2 separate regions of the Homo sapiens genome follow, and region 2 is linked to region 1. A link is an interaction called in ENCODE POLR2A ChIA-PET data of the cell type or tissue named here. Cell type or tissue: PC-9. All regions are shown on one strand. Links, peaks and the distances in the headings refer to the core of each region. The heading gives the core; the rest is flanking DNA.

Evidence for each region. ChIA-PET counts read pairs that join two places held together with the same protein. Peaks named below come from ENCODE experiments on the same cell type or tissue, not always from the same donor. Only the 100,000 strongest peaks of a DNase experiment are listed, where the experiment ranks them.
Region 2: POLR2A ChIA-PET joins it to region 1 with 10 read pairs; 2 of 35 experiments call an interaction of 5 or more read pairs at or near these places.

What each region holds. Positions count from the first base shown.
Region 1 is chr10:93,743,126-93,752,168 of GRCh38, reverse strand. It overlaps LOC101927013 (a long non-coding RNA gene), which reads left to right. Exons shown (of 3, transcript XR_246160.5): 2 at 2,185-2,362; 3 at 6,062-6,423. Among named protein-coding and RNA genes, the nearest start is that of LGI1, 10 kb to the left of the region's middle. RefSeq lists enhancers at 2,085-3,067, 5,414-6,165. In PC-9, for the core only: CTCF peaks have their summits at 5,272 (motif pointing left) and 6,562 (motif pointing left); DNase peaks (open chromatin) are centred at 2,618 and 5,078; H3K4me3 peaks cover 299 bases; H3K27ac peaks cover 3,593 bases.
Region 2 is chr10:93,405,579-93,414,621 of GRCh38, reverse strand. MYOF (myoferlin) reads left to right here. Exons shown (of 54, transcript NM_013451.4): 6 at 4,883-5,049; 7 at 5,707-5,835. Among named protein-coding and RNA genes, the nearest start is that of MYOF, 72 kb to the left of the region's middle. RefSeq lists an enhancer at 7,417-7,916. In PC-9, for the core only: no CTCF peak of the experiment used is centred there; no DNase peak of the experiment used is centred there.

The DNA of each region.
Region 1 (9,043 bases), core at 292-8,291:
TAGGTGTCCTGGCTCTGATGTCCACAGCATTAGCCACTGCTGGACACTGCCTCTCTGATGGGCTGTGTGGAATGAGGGATACCGTGAGCTGCTTCGGAGCTGGTAGCACCTCACTGGCTGGGCGCTACTATTGTACTACAATTCCCAGCATGCAACTGGGCTGGCTATCATCTTAACCCCTTCTTCACCAAAAGTTCCTCACTGTCTTGGGTAAAATCTTTTTTATTGGCAAAATCTGATCTCCCTCATGGATAATTATGCAATTGAGGCATAAATGTAGATATAAGTGGCAGCAGATAGGGGAGAGGGTAAGATTCTAAGTTAAAGTACCCTCCACATTTTTTAGTATTTGAAGGAAGACATTGGAGATTACTATGGGAAAGATTTTTTAACTTAGAAATGTGTACTATGAAAACGTCGATGGGGATGTTTTAAAGCACCCATTCTCAAAGTTGGCTACACTTTCGAATCACCTGGGGAATTAAAAAAAATACTTAAAGTTTGGGTCACATTCCTAGAGGTTCTGATTTAATTGGTCTAGGGTATGGCTGTTAAAAGCTCCCTATGAAATTCTAGAGAGTTCCCCATGGGTATAAAACAGGAGGCACAGCTTGTCATGCAGTGGGGGCATATGGGGAAGCATCAGGGCTGGTCAGGGGCCCGAGGGAGCAAGGGGAAAATGCAGACAAGAGCCTTTATTGTGATTTCTGCAGGAATGGTAATGCAAGACAGGGTAAACAGGCTCAGGATTGGCTCCTTTGAATAAGTTCAGTGAACTTTGGGGCACAGGGACTGTCCCTAGTTGTCTGTTACTGGCCCTGGGGTGATTAGAGTAGGTGGATGGTGGCCCCGAGAGACGGCCCAATAAAGGAAGTGATTGGGGGTATGGATACTGGATCGGTTGGTTTGCATAGGAAAGGTGCGCCCTCCCACGTGAGTCATTTACTGTTTCTCGGAATTGGCTAACCCTGGGAGTGGCAGTCCCTCCAGGGTCATCAGCACAGCCCCAGGTGTCAAAGCATCAGGATACAGAAAATTTAAAAACATGTTGAATGTATCCTTCCACTCTTCAGCAGAAAGCAGCTGACCGGGCTTAAAGAGAACTGGGAAGAGCTTGAAGCCTGGGGAACCATCCCATTAGGAATGGTGGTCTGCAGGGAAGGAAGCAGGAGGGCTAGTGAAACAAGGAGAATTTCAGCCATGGCTCTATTTAGTTTATCAAGATTCCAAACCTGTCACGGAATGACACCCAAGCGAATGGGAAGAAAGGCGGCAAGTTCTGCCTTTAAAAGCCTCCTTGTAGAGACCTCCGCACTCCCATGTTTACTGCAGCACTATTCGCAATAATCAAGATATGGAATCAAGTTAGATGTCCAACAACAGATGAATAGATAGAGAAAATGTAGCATATACACACCATGGAATACTATTTAGCCATTAAAAAACAGTGAAATCCTGCCATTCATGGCAACATGGATGTTGGAACTGGAGGACGTTATGTTAACGGAAATAAGCCAAAAACAGAGAGTTAAACACCACATGTTCTCATTCATACGTGGAAGCTTAAAAAAGTTGATCTCATAGGAGTAAAAAGTAGAACAGAGGATACTAGAGGCTGGGAAGGGTAGGGGGAGGTGGAGGGCATACAGAAAGTTTTGTTAAAGGACATAAAATTACAACTAGATAGGAGGAATAAGTTCTAGCGTTCTATACCACTGTAGAATGACAATAGTTAACAATAATAGAGTTTCAAATAGCTAGAAAGAGGATATTGAATGTTCCCAACACAAAGAAATGATAAATATCTGAGATGATGGATATGCTGATTACCCTGATGTATCAAAACATCGCTATGTGCCCCATGCATATGTACACTTATTATTTGTCAATTAAAAAATAAATATTTAAGAAAGCCTCCTTGAAGGCAGTACCCACAATTTATTTATCTTTTTATGCCCTTGATTAAATGATCATTACCTAGCAGAAACAGTTAAAATGGTCTTATAAAAGAGAAAAGTTAGTTTAGAGATGTGGGCTGGTACTTTGCTCTTAAAAAATAGAGTTTTTCTTAATTTTTATTACCAAAGTTAAGTATGCTGAATTTATACATTTCTATACCTGCCTTTAAACTCAAGCAGAACCTGAATTAACCATTGATTGGAGTTTATTGCTTATGTCCCCAAGGGAAGCGCCTCCTCTGGCTCATGCTGGTGGGAGAAAATGAACCAGCCCTGCTTTCTCTCCCTGGTTCAATTCCCAGCAAAGGAAAAACAATGTAATTCATGATGATGATGACAATGACAATGACGACAACAACAATAACCAACCTTTAACACATCCTTATAATGTGCCAGACCCTGCGGTAGGTGCATTAGAATAATTACCTCATTTAATTATTGTAACATAGTTTGGTTAATTTGCCCCCATTTTTCATATGAGCAAACTGAGGCATGGAGAGGCTAGGCAGCTTGCCCAAGAATAAGAGGCTGTGCTGGCTTGAAAGTGAGGCATTCAGACATTAGTGTCACATGCTCTTAATCGCTCCACAGCACCATCTCCTTGGATCGGAGTGATTTCCTGGAGCAAAGGTAATCTGATCTTATTCACACAGGAGCAGGCAATAACTGCCTGAGTACAGAACTCCTATGAGGCGATTGGTGTTGGAACCCTGAGTAGTCTAGTTACATAACCAGCATAACCCTTGGAAAAGCTGTCGCATAAGGGAAGGCTGCCTCTGGGACTAGAAGAAAGACTATGCCAAGATCTGGTTCTGCAATAGATGAGCTGTTTGACCTTGGGCTCAACGCTTCACATTTAGGCTCTGATTTTCAAAGGAAGTTCTTGGGCTGGGTAATCTCTGGAGATCCTGTCATGTAAGCAGCCCCTGCCAGCACTCCTACTGGGGAGTGATTACCATAAAGACAAGGAAAGTGTTAAGCAGGTTCTTGCACCTCCCAAAGTAAGTAGCAAATAGCTGTTTGGGTGTCCTGAGGAGTTCTGAAAACACTGGGCCTAGTTGCCTCCTGCTTCATCTTGCACCATATGCCTGAAGCTAGTGAATGAATAAACATCACTCGTGGCTATTTCTGGATGCTCAAGAAACTTTGAAAAAAAAAAAAGAATTATTATTTTTGAGGAGAGTATTATAGAAGACCCAGGGGAAGACAGGGTAGGGAGGAGAGTGAGGATTCTCTTTGTTGTGATCCTAGAATTCCCATTAGGTGGACTGGAAATGCTAGACTTACCATTGTTGGACTGGAAATGCTAACATCCTGAAACTCTTAGGACCTCTGCATGAAGAATTGTCCTGCCCCAAATGCTCTTAGCACCCCCACTGAGAAGGAGTAAAAGAGTTTCTCACAGTGGAAACACTGCGAACCTCTTTATGCATTTTTCTGAACATCAGTCAATAATCCATTAACTCGGGGAAGCTGAATGCTCTTCATACAGGAATCCAAAATAAATTGACAGATATCCTCTGGGAAGAACTGTAGAAAGGCTCTGTGGGCTTGAACAAGGCATTTCATTTCCTTGGGCCTCAGTTTCTTTATCTTTATAGCACTAACATTCTATAGCTTCCTAATTTCTCTCCCCAGAAAGGAGAAATAATTTTTAAACACAGAGGCTTAGAAAGAGTTTGTTTTCCAATTCGGGGCATGCTAGGTACATGTACTGCAGTTAACCAAAATGCACATGGTAAAGTTTAAGCCAAAAGAATGCAGAATCAGGCCGGGCATGGTGGCTCATGCCTGTAATCCCAGCACTTTGGGAGGCTGAGGTAGGCGGATCACAAGGTCAGGAGATCGAGACCATCCTGGCTAACACAGTGAAACCCCGTCTCTACTAAAAATACAAAAAATTAGCTGGGCATGGTGGCGGGTGCCTGTAGTTCCAGCTACTCAGGAGGCTGAGGCAGGAAAATGGCGTGAACCCGGGAGGCGGAGGTTGCAGTAAGCTGAGATCGTGCCACTGCACTCCAGCCTGGGCCAGAGAGCGAGACTCCATCTCAAAAAAAAAAAAAAAAAAGAAAAAAAAAAGAATGCAGAATAAAATTATCCCAGAATATTTTTAATAAGGTATGATCTTAATGACTTAGCATTTTTTTCTGGAAATATATTTGAATTTTATCAGAACTAAGCACCAAAAATTTAGGCAAGGTCATGGAAGGCCACCCTTTTTACTGGCTAGACTTGAATAGAAATCTACTCAAGAAAAGAAGTTTGTTAGGGAATTAAAAAAAAAGGATAATTCTAAGTCATGGGCAAGGTGGAAATAATCTAGCCAGAAAATATATTTGGGGGTGGTACTAAGGAAAAGCAGTGGCTCTAAGAGGTATTGCCCTAGAGCGGGGCATGGTTATTGGAATATAAAGTTGAAAATATGATTACTCTTCTATCTTCCTCTTCTTCTTTATGGCTGAATCACTCCCAAGATAGTTCTTAGCAGGTTTTTATTTATTTATTTATTTATTTATTTTTATTTTTGAGACAGAGTCTCACTGTGTCACCGAGGCTGGAGTGCAGTGGTGTGATTTCAACTCACTGCAACCTCCGCCTCCTGGGTTCAAGCGATTCTCCTGCCTTAGCCTCCCGAGTAGCTAGGACTACAGGCCTCCACCACCATGCCTGGCTAATATATATATTATATATATATATAGTATTTTTAGTAGAGACGGGGTTTCACTATGTTGGCCAGGCTGGTCTGCAGTTCCTTTTTTTTTTTTTTTAAAGATACTTCTTCATTCTTTCGAGGAAGTTATTAACTGCTTTTGTTTTGTTTTAGTTTTTTGGTTTAAGATTCTGAAGTTAAGAGGAAAATCATGCAACTAATCTGTTCATGCTTTGGAAACTTGAACTTCATGATGTTGGATTTCAGCCTTTTTGCTTTTGTCTTATCCCTTTAGAAGGGATCTGTTTTGTTTTGTTTGGCTTTATACTGTCGTTCTGGAAGAACTCAGAGCTTTCCATTGCTGCCCGTGACTTATGGCCTGTGTTACACCCATTGGTTTCTGTAGGAATGATGACCCAAGAAGCTGGGAATGTGACCGCAGAAAATAGCAAAGCAATGAGGAAACTGGTTATGACCATAGGATTAGTGCCCTGAGGGTCCAGGGCAGAAATGGGTGTTAACAGCAGAGAAGCACAAGGCTTCTGCACCAGCCTACTGCTGGCTCACATTCAACACTGCCCCTATTGCTCCCAGCAGTGCAGCAAAGAAGACAAAGGAACCCATGCTTGCTGGGCCCCCTGCAGGCCAGGTGCTTCCCATACATTGTCTCTGTTGATCATTTCACCTGCCGTGTGAGCAAGGCATTATCCCCACTGAAGCTTACAGAGGTTAGACTCGTCCAAGACAATATATTTTGGCTTCAAACTGACTTCTGTCTGTTTCCAAAAATATTTTTCATGTGACTTATTTTTGATGTATATAAACTTATAGACAGTTCTTGAATTCTTGTCTATGTGAAGCACATATTGTGTGAAGTATTTGCATGGGGCCAGGCGCGGTGGCTCACACTTGTAATCCAGCACTTTGAGAGGCTGAGGTGAGCGGATCACCTGAGGTCAGGAGTTCGAGACCAGCCTGGCCAACATGACAAAACCCCGTCTCTACTGAAAATACAAAAATTAGCCAGGTGTGGTGGCAGGCGCCTGTTATCCCAGCTACTCAGGAGGCCGAGGCAGGAGAATCACTTGAAACCGGGAGGCAGAGGCTGCAGTGAGTCGAGATTGCATTACTGCACTCCAGACTGGGTGACAGAGAGAGACTCTGTCAAAAAAAAAAAAAAAAAAAGTCTGCATGGTATTGTTTGCTTATATGATGTTTAGAACAAGGAAACGACTGAGGCTGACCATGCTCTGGCTCTGGAGGCTCTCTGGGGATACCTGGAGGAGTCTTTGGGTCACACCAAAACACTAGGATGCAGCCTAATGTGAAGATTACAACTCAAGTCTTGGCTTTGCTATTTAGCAGCTGAGTGACCTTGGGCAAGTTTTCATTGTCTCTCAGCCTCAGTTTCCTCATATATAGCATGGAAATAATACTAGTGTTTCTCTTACAGGATCACTGTGAAAAGAACATGAGATGCCCTTTGCAGGGACATGGATGGAGCTGGAAGCCATTATCTTCAGCAAACTAACACAGGAACAGAAAACCAAATACTGCATGTTCTCACTTATAAGTGGGAGCTGAACCATGAGAACATGGACACAGGGAGGGGAACAACGCACACTGGGGCCTGTGGAGGGCAGGCGGGGGGAGGGAGAGCATCAGGATAAATAGCTAATGCATGCTGGGCTTAATACCTAGGTGATGGATTGATAGGTGCAGCAAACCACCATGGCACACATTTACCTATGGAGCAAACCTGCACCTCCTGCACATTTACCCCAGAACTTAAAATAAAATAAAATTTAAAAAGGACACGAGATAATGTAAGAAAGTAGTTAGCCCATAGAAAGCTGTTACTATTCCAGTATGTATCCTACTACCCACGGTGCCGCTTATATAAGAGCGCCCTCCTGAGGCTGTCAGAATAACTGGGGCGAGGCAGGGAATGAGAGGGGACACCAGGCCTGAGGAGTGAGGAGAACAGACTAGAATGGCTTCCTGACCGAAACTACACCCGCTCAACCCCAGGCCTGTGTAATAGGCACTTCCACTTTAGTGTGAGGGTAAATCCCAGAACACTGAAGAAACACAGCCCAGAGCTGGCATCCTTTTGGCCATTTCCTGAAGTGGAGCTGGATTTCAGAGGGCTGTCTCAAATGACAGTGTCAGCACTAGGAGCTGATGGTTAAAGCTCTGCAAGAAAACAGCATCCAGCATTTTCTTTTGCTACTCTCATGGGCCAACATGAAAGTGCGTAATGATGGACACAGGCTTTGCTTAAGTGGTGAGTCTATCATCCAACCTTTGACTATAATTATGTTGCTCAGATTAGAGCTAAGTAAACACTGGATTTGTTTTTTTTTTTTTTTTACTACGAGCAAATGAATTTTATTTCTTACTCAGCATAGTTGTCCCAGTTTGTTTATTCAACAAACGTTTAAGCGTGTTCTCCATGCGTGGTGCTTGTGGCACTGGGCATTCAGTAGAAAGCTAGAGGCCAGGCGTGGTGGCTCACGCCTATAATCCCAGCACTTTGGGAGGCCGAGGCAGGTGGATCGATCACCTGAAGTCGGAGTTCAAGACCAGCCTGGCCGATATCGTAAAACCCCGTCTCTACTAAAAATACAAAAATTAGCTGGGCATGGTGGCACATGCTTGCAATCCCAGCTACTTGAGAGGCTGAGGCAGGAGAATCGCTTGAACCTGGGAGGCCCAGGTTGCAGTGAGCTGAGATCGCGCCATTGCACTCCAGCCTGGGAAACAAGAGCAAGACTGTCTCAAAACAAAACAAACAAAACAAAACAAAACAAAACAATAAAAAAGAAAGCTAAACCCACAGAGTTCCTGCCTTCTAGTGGAGGAGATGAGCAATTAAACAAGAGAAAACAAGTGCGGTGAGGGTGATGTGCAGGCTGGCGGAGCAGCAACAACAGCACAGAATCCTGACTACGGTTTGAACTAAACCTAAAGGGCCCCGACTCTGCCTTGATCTCTCCAGAAAGCCTCCCAGGGCCCTGACTTCCCTGTGCATGTCAGGTGACCACGGTGGTGGGCAGCTTCCCACCTCAGCCTCTTCCCTCAGTGAGATCTGGGAAACCTCCTCCCTCCTTTGCCTCTGAATTCTCACAAAGAGGACCAAGGGTTTTGAGGCATAGTTTTTAGGAAGAAAACAGGGAACAAGGAGAATAATAATAAAGAAGAAAAAAAGTACAAGAAGTAAAAGGTATCTTGCCTTACTGGGCCTTGGTTAGGTGCTGAACATTGTGCTAAGAATCTTTCGATGTATATTACAATGTGTTGTTCATTTCTCTGAGGTTGATATTGTTGATATGTCCATTTTTCCCGATAAGGAAACTGAGGGTAAAGAGGAGAAAGAAATAGGTCATAAACTTCACCAAAGGCAGAGCTATTATTTGAACCCAAGAAAATGTGAAAGTTAATTGATCATTTCTTAAGGGCAATTTTATTTTGTTTTTTGCAGGGGCAGTAGAGGGAGACGTTGTTGTTCCCAGAAAGGGGCCTTTAGGGAGAATAAAGAAAGGAATCCTTGATAGGGGTGCTAAATCCTCCAGTACCTGGTAGTGCTGGCCACAGGAGGAGCTCAATAACTATTGAATAAGGCAGTGAGGGAGGGCATGAGGAAGGGAGTGAGGGGATGAGTGTGGCCCCTCCCAGCCTACCAGGACCTGTATGGCTTTTCTCTCATGAATCCCAGTCACGAGCCAGCTGCCTGCATCCTCTTTTCTTCCATCTTGCAGCTGCCAGGCGTTTAGGGTAGCTTGGTGGTTGGTTTCCACCACTCTCCTCAGTCCTTGAAATCCTCATTCTTACAACACTCGCTGTACCTGGGACTTGGTCTCCATGGCTTTTCCAGATGTTACTGCCCTGGAAGTCAATCCCACAGGACCATTTTATTTTAAGGGTCAGAGGGCTATAGTAGTTCAAGACCCCGGTGGATGCCTGAAACCATGGATAATACTGAACCCTATTTAATTGTGCTTATATGGGTATTGATGATATAATATTGCAAAATTACTGCAGACATTATAATTACATAAAAAAAATAGTAAGTTGAAGAATAATTCCATGACAGTAAATCAGTCTAAAATAAATTAAAATAGAAAACTCCAAATTAATGGCAGCAAGTATATTTAAAAAATAAGAATATGAGTAAAAAGACAAGACCTGACAAAGGAGAGTTTCAACACTACAGTTTATGTATATATTATACTAAGTTTTGATTTTTTGTTCGTTTGTTTTTGAGACAGGGTCTTGCTATGTTGCCCAGGCTGGAGTGCAGTAGCTATTCACAGGCATGATGGTAGCTGATTGCAGCCTCAAACTCCTAGGCTCAAGGGATCCTCCAGCCTCAGCCTCCTGAGTAGCTGGGACCAGGGCAGCATACTCTTTTTGATCTGATAACTGAGACGGC
Region 2 (9,043 bases), core at 276-8,275, 340 kb after region 1:
GGGTCTTTGCAGATGTAATTAGTTAAGATAAAGTCACACTAAATTCAGTGACTGTAGTTTCTTGTTTGTTTGTTTTGTTTTTTGAGACAGAGGCTCTCTCTGATGCCCAGGCTGGAGTGCAGGGGCATGATCTCAGCTCACTGCAACCTCTGCCTTCCAGGTTCAAGCGATTCTCCTGCCTCAGCCTCCCAAGTAGCTGGGACCACAGGTGCACGCCACCACACCTGGCTAATTTTTTAATATTTTTAGTAGAAACGGGGCTTTGCCATGTTGACCAGGCTGGTCTTGAACTCCTGGCCTCAGGTGATCCACCCGCCTCAGCCTCCCAAAGTGCTGGGTTTACAGGTGTGAGCCGCCAAACCTGGCCCACTTGTTCTTATGAGAAGACGGGAGGACACAGAAGGAGAAAGGCTGTGTGACCACACAGAGGCAGAGACTGGAGTTATGCAGCCACAGGCAGGGCATGCTCAGGATTGCCGGGAGCCACTGGCTAGGAAGAGACAGGAAGGATTTTTCCCTCGAGGCTTCAGAGAGAGAACGTCTCTGCCAACATCTTGATTTTATACTTGTAAGGTTTGGAACTGTCGGGGAATACATTTCTTTCTTTTCTTTTCTTTTTCTTACCTTTCTTTTTCTTTCCTTGCTCTGTCACCCAGGACAGAGTGCAAGGGCATGATCATGGCTCACTGCAGCCTCGACCTCCTGGGCTCAGATGGTCCTCCCATCTTAGCCTCCCGAATAGCTCAGACTACAGGTGTGCACCACCACACCCGGCTAGTTTTTAAATTTTTTTTGTAGAGATGGGGGGTCTCCCTATGTTGCCCAGGCTGGTCTCAAACTCTTGGGCTCAAGCGATCCTCCTGCTTCGGCCTCCCAAAGTACTGGGATTAGAGGTGTGAGCCCCTGCGCCTAGCCAGAGAATACATTTCTATTGTTTTAAGTCACCCAGTTTGTGGGACTTCCTGCGACAGCCTTCAGAAGCTAATACAACCAGCAGCTTCCTGTTCAGTGGGTGATTCCTGACTTGGTGTGGCCCTCTGTGGTTGTGAAAGAGTTGCTCTTTGTAGATCCACTTGGCTGTGGATCACATTCAGGCCTGGGTCTCACGAACAGGGCCTGCCAGCACAACTGCTAGCATTTCACTCATGACACAGCTTGCACATCAGGGTGTGTTTAACAGTGCCATAGGGGCCCCCTCATTCTTTGTGGAACCCATAGCATTCTTTGTGGAGCCCGTACCATTGTTTAATCCTCTGCAGCTTCCTGCCACATAAAGGGGAGGTTTCCTGCTTGAATATTCTTCTGCTGCAAGGCACAGAGGCTGGCTGTCACCATGGCTTAGGCTGGTTTCCTCTGACCCATCCCTTTAGCCTAAAGTCTGAATAGCAGAAGACGTTCTTTGTTATCTGCAGGCTGATTCTAGAGCATCCACTGAGAATGTAATAAGTACTTGTCCAGAGTCCAGCATTGCAAAGGGGTATGATTGACCCCGACTTTTTCTCCTGCTTACTGCCATAAACAATCACCAGCCTAAAATGCTGTAATTATGGCAAGGAGGAAGTACAAATCACCAGCCTAAAATGCTATAATTATGGCAAGGAGGAAGTACCACTTAGGCCCAGGATGATGGAAGGAAGTTCGTCTTCGCTGCTTGGAGGAACCCAACAGCTGTCAGCCCCAGCCATTGCTCGGTCCAGGACAGGTTTACCGAGGGGAAGCGCCTGGCCCCCAGTGCTTCCCCGAGGCTGGTGCCAAGGTTGGGAGGAGCACCCCTTCAGCCATCTGGGTGTTCTTTCCTGAGAGTTGTTCAGTAGTTTTTCCAAATGTGAAGGCACATTTGTGCCTGGGATCCTGTTCCCCTTCCCATTTGTTTACTCATTCCACATTTATCAAGCACTTTCTATATACTTTGTGTAATGAGTTCTGTAAGGCATGGGGCAGAAACAAAGAAGCAAAGGCAAGCTCCTTGCTTCTGAAATGCCTGGGAGTAGGGGAAGCCTATGGGTTGACAAGCAGGTGCAAGACTATGTGGTGAGGACTAGAAAGAACAATGTGTGGCGGGTAGGAGAGAGCGGGACTAACTCCATCTGGAAGAGGTGGGGAGGGCATGTTGGAAGACAGTAAGTTTCATCTGAAACTTAAGAAGGAGAGGAACTTACCTGGTAGAGAGTAGGATGAAGAAGATTCCAAGAGCTTGGATCCAGGTGCCCTAAGAGAGACAGCAGGTAAGCCCTTCTTTTGAAGTCTCTTCAAGAATAGGCAAGAGGAGGTCCAGATCATCTTGCAGAGGACAAAGATTCCTTATCTTTGACTTCCATGAGGTTTTCCCAGTAGCCTGAAAAAGATGTTGAGGTACTAGGAGCATAACATGTCCTTCACCTACAGCCTGGTTTTAAACCCAGTTTTATACCAGAGAGGCAGTGTGAAAACTTGGTCCTGGTTTTAGCTCAGCTTCTAATAACTTAACCACAGGCAAGTTGCCTTAGCTTTCTGGACCTCAGTTTTTCTGTCTGTAAAATGGGGTGAAGGGTAGGTTGGATCAAGGATCTCTAAGGTCCCTTCTAGGACAACATTCTGTGGGTCCATGGCTACTTGAAGGAAGTGTGAAGTGAGGATCTACAGAGTGTTGAGTCAAAGGATCAGAGGACAGAGTAGGGAGTCACACTCAGTGAGTAGGAGACAAAAACAGGGGCCCACAGAAGAACCTGAAAAAGCAGATCGGGGGAGGAGAGCTGCAATGATCTAAAAATATGTATATGAGCACTGGTGTCCAAGGCTGTGGAAGATCCAATATGGAGATACAGAAAAGGGCACGGAGCTTGGCAAAGAGAGGTGATTGACTTTTGAAGAACAGAAGCCAGGCTAGGATGGGCGAAGCATGAATGAATGGATGATGAGGAGCAGGGCCCACCCTGGGCTAAATTGCAAAGCAGTGCATGTGGAGGCCCCCTTTTCCCTTGTGGCTGCCTCTTCCTCACTTTGGGACCCCTGCCTGCTGTGCTGCCCATGGACTGCTCCAGTGCCCCATCCCCACACCCCCCATAGCTGGTTCCAGGAAGTGTCCTGTGCTCCAGAAGAAGCCCCTTCCAATTGCAGTGGTCTGAATGGTTGTGTCCCTCCACAATTCACACATTGAAATCCTAACCCTGAACGTGATGATATTAGGCAGTGAGGCCTTTAGGGAGGTGATTAGGTCACGGGGCCAGAGCCCTCATGCATGGGATTAGTGCCGTGATCAAAATGGGCTCAAGGGAGCTCCTTTGCTTCTTCCATCATGGGAGGCAGAGAAGGCTCCAACTGCAAACCAAGAAGTGGGCCCTCACCAGACACTGAATCCGCCGGTGCCTTGATCTTGGACTTCCCCACCTCCAGAACTGTGAGAAATAAATTTCTGTTTTCTAAAAGCCACCCAGGTTGTGGTATTTTGTTATAGCAGCCCAAGCAGGTGAAGACACCAACCAAAACTGATTACACAGCAAAACTAAAAAATAAACAGTTAATTTATTGGGTGCTTCTGTATGCCAGATACTGTGCTAAAGGCTTCGCCTATAGATAATTACACCTTTACAGTAACCCTGTGGTAAATACTATTATTTTCCCCTCTTTACAAATGAAGAAACTGAAGCTTAGAGAAATTAAGAAACTTACTCAGACTCACATAGCTCGAAAGTGGAGGGTGGGGAGTGGATTGAGCCTAGGCCACGTGGCTTCAGAGCCCAAGATTTCAAGAGCTATGCTACATAGTAATCTGATGAAACTCATTCATACCAGGATGTGAATGACTGACAGGTGACTGTCCTTGGAAATTAAATCTCTTTCATAATCTTGCATCGTAGAGAAGGAGTTTCAGAATCCAAAAGCAGGGTTCTAGACAGGGTGGCTTGTCTTCTAGGCTCTCTTAGATTATATTGTACAGATTACCAGAAGTTCTAACTCTTTGTGTATTAAGAAAAGAAAAGCTAAAGTTTGTCAGCGAGTTTCAAAGAGCTCGTGAATAAAAGAAAGAGGAGAGGTAGTAGGCAGAGTTGATTTTTGGTTTTTGGTTTTGTAGGGAGAGAAAGATCTGTGTCTACTTGAAGGCAGAGGAAAAGCTGCAATAGAGACGGAACCCCCAGAGGTACACAAGAGAGAGGAGACATTTGGGGAGCCTGAAAATAATCAGGAGGTAGTAGGATCTGCAAATATTCAGGAGGTAGCAGGATCTAATGCATGGCAGAGGGTTGAGATTTTCACTCTGCTGAGCAGGGTAAACCTTTTCCTGAGTGCAGAGGGAAGGTAGAGGGATAAAGGAGGGGACACGTGTGTGTTAAAGTGACAAACCAGGAGGAGGAAGGAAGAGCAAGATGATCACCTTGGTGCTTGGCAAGAAAATGAGGAGAGTTTCTCTTCTGCCATTAGGGTGGAAAGAGCAGTTGTGAATTAGGAGGCTCAAGCAGGAAACAGTACAAATAGATCACGAGCAGATCTCTAGAGAGAAGATCTGCAGTGGGAGGGATGGAGTTGAAGCTTGTCATTGCAAGACTGCAGTGTTCCGTGATGTTTCTTCCTTTTTCCATCCTAACACTAATGAGAACTCAGCAATCCCTGGCTGGGTCCAACGGTGCCATCTCCTCTCATTGTCCCTGTGATCTCTGCCATTCTCTTGGTCTCTTCGAAGGCAACCTGAGCAACAGCCCCGATGTACTGTGAACACATTTTCCTAAAGAATTTTTCCAAGTCACAAGAAGTCCCAAGTCAGTGTCACCAAGAGGATCTCCTTCACCTGCCACTTTAGGAACACTTAAAACATAATGGCAGACAAAACCGTGTCCTGGAAACCTGAGCCTTTGGACATTTACAGGATAAGGGCTATCCCTCACTGGGTTTCTTTCTGATATTTTAGGAGATGGGGAAGAAGATGAAGGTGATGAAGACAGGTTGGACAATGCAGTCAGGGGCCCTGGGCCCAAGGGGCCAGTTGGGACGGTGTCGGAAGCTCAGCTTGCTCGGAGGCTCACCAAAGTAAAGAACAGCCGGCGGATGCTGTCAAATAAGCCACAGGACTTCCAGGTAGCAACGGCCTGGCGTTCTGCTTCTTTGTTTAATCTTTATATTGCCCATCTTCTGGCAATTGCAGTGATGTTTCAGTGGACCTATTCCAATGGACAATGGCTCAACCGGTAAAGAGAGATGTCAGTGTATAAACCCAGTAAGAAAAGCTCTCCATCTTTCTTCTGCAGGCACAAGTGGGTTTAGTCTAGCCAGCTGATGGTCTCCAGAGAAATAAAACTATAATTCTCCTTCCCTTTGGCAGAAGGAAAGAGCTAATCAAAGAATAGAAGCGCAAATACTGTGTTTTTCGCAGCTCTGGGCCCTGTCTTAGATTTGGAAGGCAGCTATGGAGTTAGTTCATCACTAGGCTCAGCAAGACCAGGTGCATGACTGGAGTCTGAGCAGTGACCTCCACCTGCCCTGCCCTTTCCCAGGCCGGCTTTGAATGATTTCATCCCTACAGCTGCTCTTGGTCTCTATAACCCAACCCCAGTTCCCATCTTGGGAATGACCCTAGGTGGCTCCACCCAATTGGTAGCACCTGGTATAGCACAAAGCTGCCCTGGCCTGGTGTTAGCAATCCTAATAGGTGAAGGAAATGAAGCAACACCTGAGGATCCTAAGGATCCCACGTGCTGGGAAAGGTTGGGTAACCATCCCCCTTCTGTGCTGCAGATCCGCGTCCGAGTGATTGAGGGCCGACAGTTAAGTGGTAACAACATAAGGCCTGTGGTCAAAGTTCACGTCTGTGGCCAGACACACCGAACAAGAATCAAGAGAGGAAACAACCCTTTTTTTGATGAGGTAAAGGGGTTGAGAGGGCATGTTTCTGCTCATGAGTCCCACTGGGGAGGGAAACACGGGAGCAGCTTCACTGGTGAAGACACCACTGAGTTCCAAGTAGAGATCACAGGAACAAAACTAGGTGTGACCATGTGAACGCATGGCAGGGTCTTGGAAAAAGCCCTGGAGTTTAAGCTTCATGGTAAACCCACTTCTGCTATTGGAAAAGGAGAAATAGGTAAGTAACAAATATAGCTTTTTTTTTTTTTTGAGATGGAATTTCGCTCTTGTTGCCCAGGCTGGAGTGCAGTGGCGTGATCTCGGCTCACTGCAACCTCCACCTCCGGGGTTCAAGTGATTCTTCTGCCTCAGCCTCCCAAGTCGCTGGGATTACAGGCATGCACCACCACACCTGGCTAATTTTATATTTTCAGTAGAGGTTTCACTATGTTGGTCAGTCTGGTCTCGAACTCCTGAACTCAAGTGATCCACCCGCCAACAAAGTGCTGGGATTACAGGCATGAGCCACCGCGCCCGGCCAGCATTTATTTAAATAAAATTGTTCACTTGGGACAATCTAAAAGATATCTAGCTTTTAGATATCTAAAAGCTAAATGATGTGAAGATCCAAGGCTAAGCAGGTATGGGGGTACACACCTGTAATCCCAACACTCAAGAGGCTGAGACGGGAGGAGTGCTTGAGCCCAGATTTTCAAGACCAGCCTGGGCAATATAGTGAGATGCCTTTAAAAAAAGGAAAATTACCTGGTCCCCTCTGTCAGTGGTTCTCAGAGATGCTGTTGCCTTTCTGGTGTTTTTGTGATAACTTCTTGATGATCCCTTCGACCCTTATGAGAGAGGACATGATGTCTCCTAAATCTACCTTTGCTTATTCTAATTAGCAGGGTGTCTCTGAGGGACAACTCTCGTGACTAATCCAGTTTTTTAGAGGTGTCAAAACGTACTTGGCTGCAAAAATAATATATGTTAAAGGAAAGCAGTTATTAGCACACAGGGGCTTTGTTTGTTTTGCCCCCCATACTGATAAATTTTTTTTTTTTTTTTTTTTTGAGACAGAGTCTGGCTCTGTCGCCCAGGCTGGAGTGCAGTGGCGTGATGTTGGCTTACTGCAAGCTCTGCCTCTTGGGTTCACGCCATTCTCCTGCCTCAGCCTCCCGAGTAGCTGGGACTACAGGCGCCCGCCACCACGCCCAGCTAATTTTTTTTTTTTTTGTATTTTTAGTAGAGACGGGGTTTCACCATGTTGGCCAGGATGGTCTCGATCTCTTGACCTCGTCATCCACCCACCTCGGCCTCCCATAGTGCTGGGATTACAGGCGTGAGCCACCACACCCGGCCTTTTTTTTTTTTTTTTTTTTTTTTTGAGACAGAGTCTCTGTTGCCAAGGCTGGAGTGTGGTGGTGCAATCTCAGCTCATTGCAACCTCCACCTCCCAGGCTAAGGCAATCCTCTCTCACCTCAGCCTCGCAAGTAGCTGGGACTACAGGCACACACCACCACGCTCAGCTAATATTTGTATTTTTAGTAAAGATGGGGTTTTGCCATGTTTCCCAGGCTGGTCTCAAACTCCTGGCCTCAGGTGTTCCACCTACCTTGGCCTCCCAAAGTGCTGGGATTACAGGCATGAGCCACTGCGCCCTGCCTCCCATACTGAGAACTTAGCCTGTTCTACTGCCCTCTTTTATAACACTCCTCAAAAATACATGATACCTTGACAATCATCTCAAATGCCACAAAACTCCATGACTGGGCTGTGGGGAGAAATGATATATTTAGGGAACTTTTCAGAGTCTTGGCCAACTGTGCTGAGGAGACACATTTCTGGGATTCCTCAGGCCTATGTCTCCTGCTCTGTTCTCCAGCCCAGGCCTGTCTTACCACACTACCTCTTCATTCCCTACGGCTCTAATCCCAGCTCTGGCGTTTGTCCTTTTTTTTTTCCTACTTCTTTATTCAGAAAAGAAATGATTTCTTCTATGCCGCGTTTCTATTTCTTCCTCTTCGTTCAAACTGGCTTCCAGCTCTGCAGAAGGTCCTATTTTCTTCTCACCTCTAACCTCTAACCTCTCCCCTCAAAGGAATCGCAGACGACAGCAGGCAGCCAAGTACAGTAGTATACACATTCTCATGAGAGGTAGGGGCTGCACAGAGATGGGGCACTGGAAATGGACTTCAGGGAAGGCAGAGAGATTCACGTTGGAGGGCAAGACTGGATGGGTGGGGAGGAGGCAAGATGCTGGATTACTTGGGCCTAACGCGTAAACCCTGTCTATGCATTGATAATGCAGGCTTCCTGTTGACTCAGCTGCATTCCCAGGAGCCCAGCAAACATCTCCACCTTCCTCAGAATTTTCCCATTTTAATGAGTTTGAGGGGGATTAGACCTCTTGGCAAAAGAGAAGTCCAGTACATTAATCGATAAAAAAATTTTACGGGATAGGAGAAACAAAAGTAAGATGATAAAAACAAATATATATATATATATATATATATATATAAAAGAGGTTTACTAAAAAAATTTCTAGCCTGGCCAGGCGTGGTGGCTCACGCCTGTAATACTGGCACTTTGGGAGGCCGAGGTGGGTAGATCATTGGAGATCAGGAGTTCAAGACCAGCCTGGACAACATGGTGAAACCCCGTCTCTACTAAAAATACAAACAATTAGCCGGGTGTGGTGGCACACACCTGTAGTCCCAGCTACTCAGGAGGCTGAGGTAGGAGAATTGCTTGAACCTGGGAGGCGGAGGTTGCAGTGAGCCAAGATTGGGCCACTGCACTCCAGCCTGGGTGACAGAGCGAGACTCTGTCTCACAACAAAAAATTAGCCTGGCATGGTGATGGGTGGCTGTAATCCCAGCTACTCGGGAGGTTGAGGCAGGAGAATTGCTTAAAGCCTGGAGGCGGAGGTTACAGTGAGCCAAGATCGTGCCACTGCACTCCAGCCTGGGCAACAGAGAGAGACTCCGTCAAAAAAAAAAAAAAAAAAAAAAATCCTAGCCTGTATATATCTTTTTAACCAAGTAATATTAAACTTGTTATCACCAATAATAGGAACAAAAATGATGTGGTGTCCTCATGTGAGATAATGGAAGTAATCAACATCACCTGTGTCAAGTCTTGTCAAATGGCCAATTTGCATCCGACAGTGAGGAAACATTCACACAAATCTAGACTGTGGGATATTCTACAAAACAACGGGCATGGTGG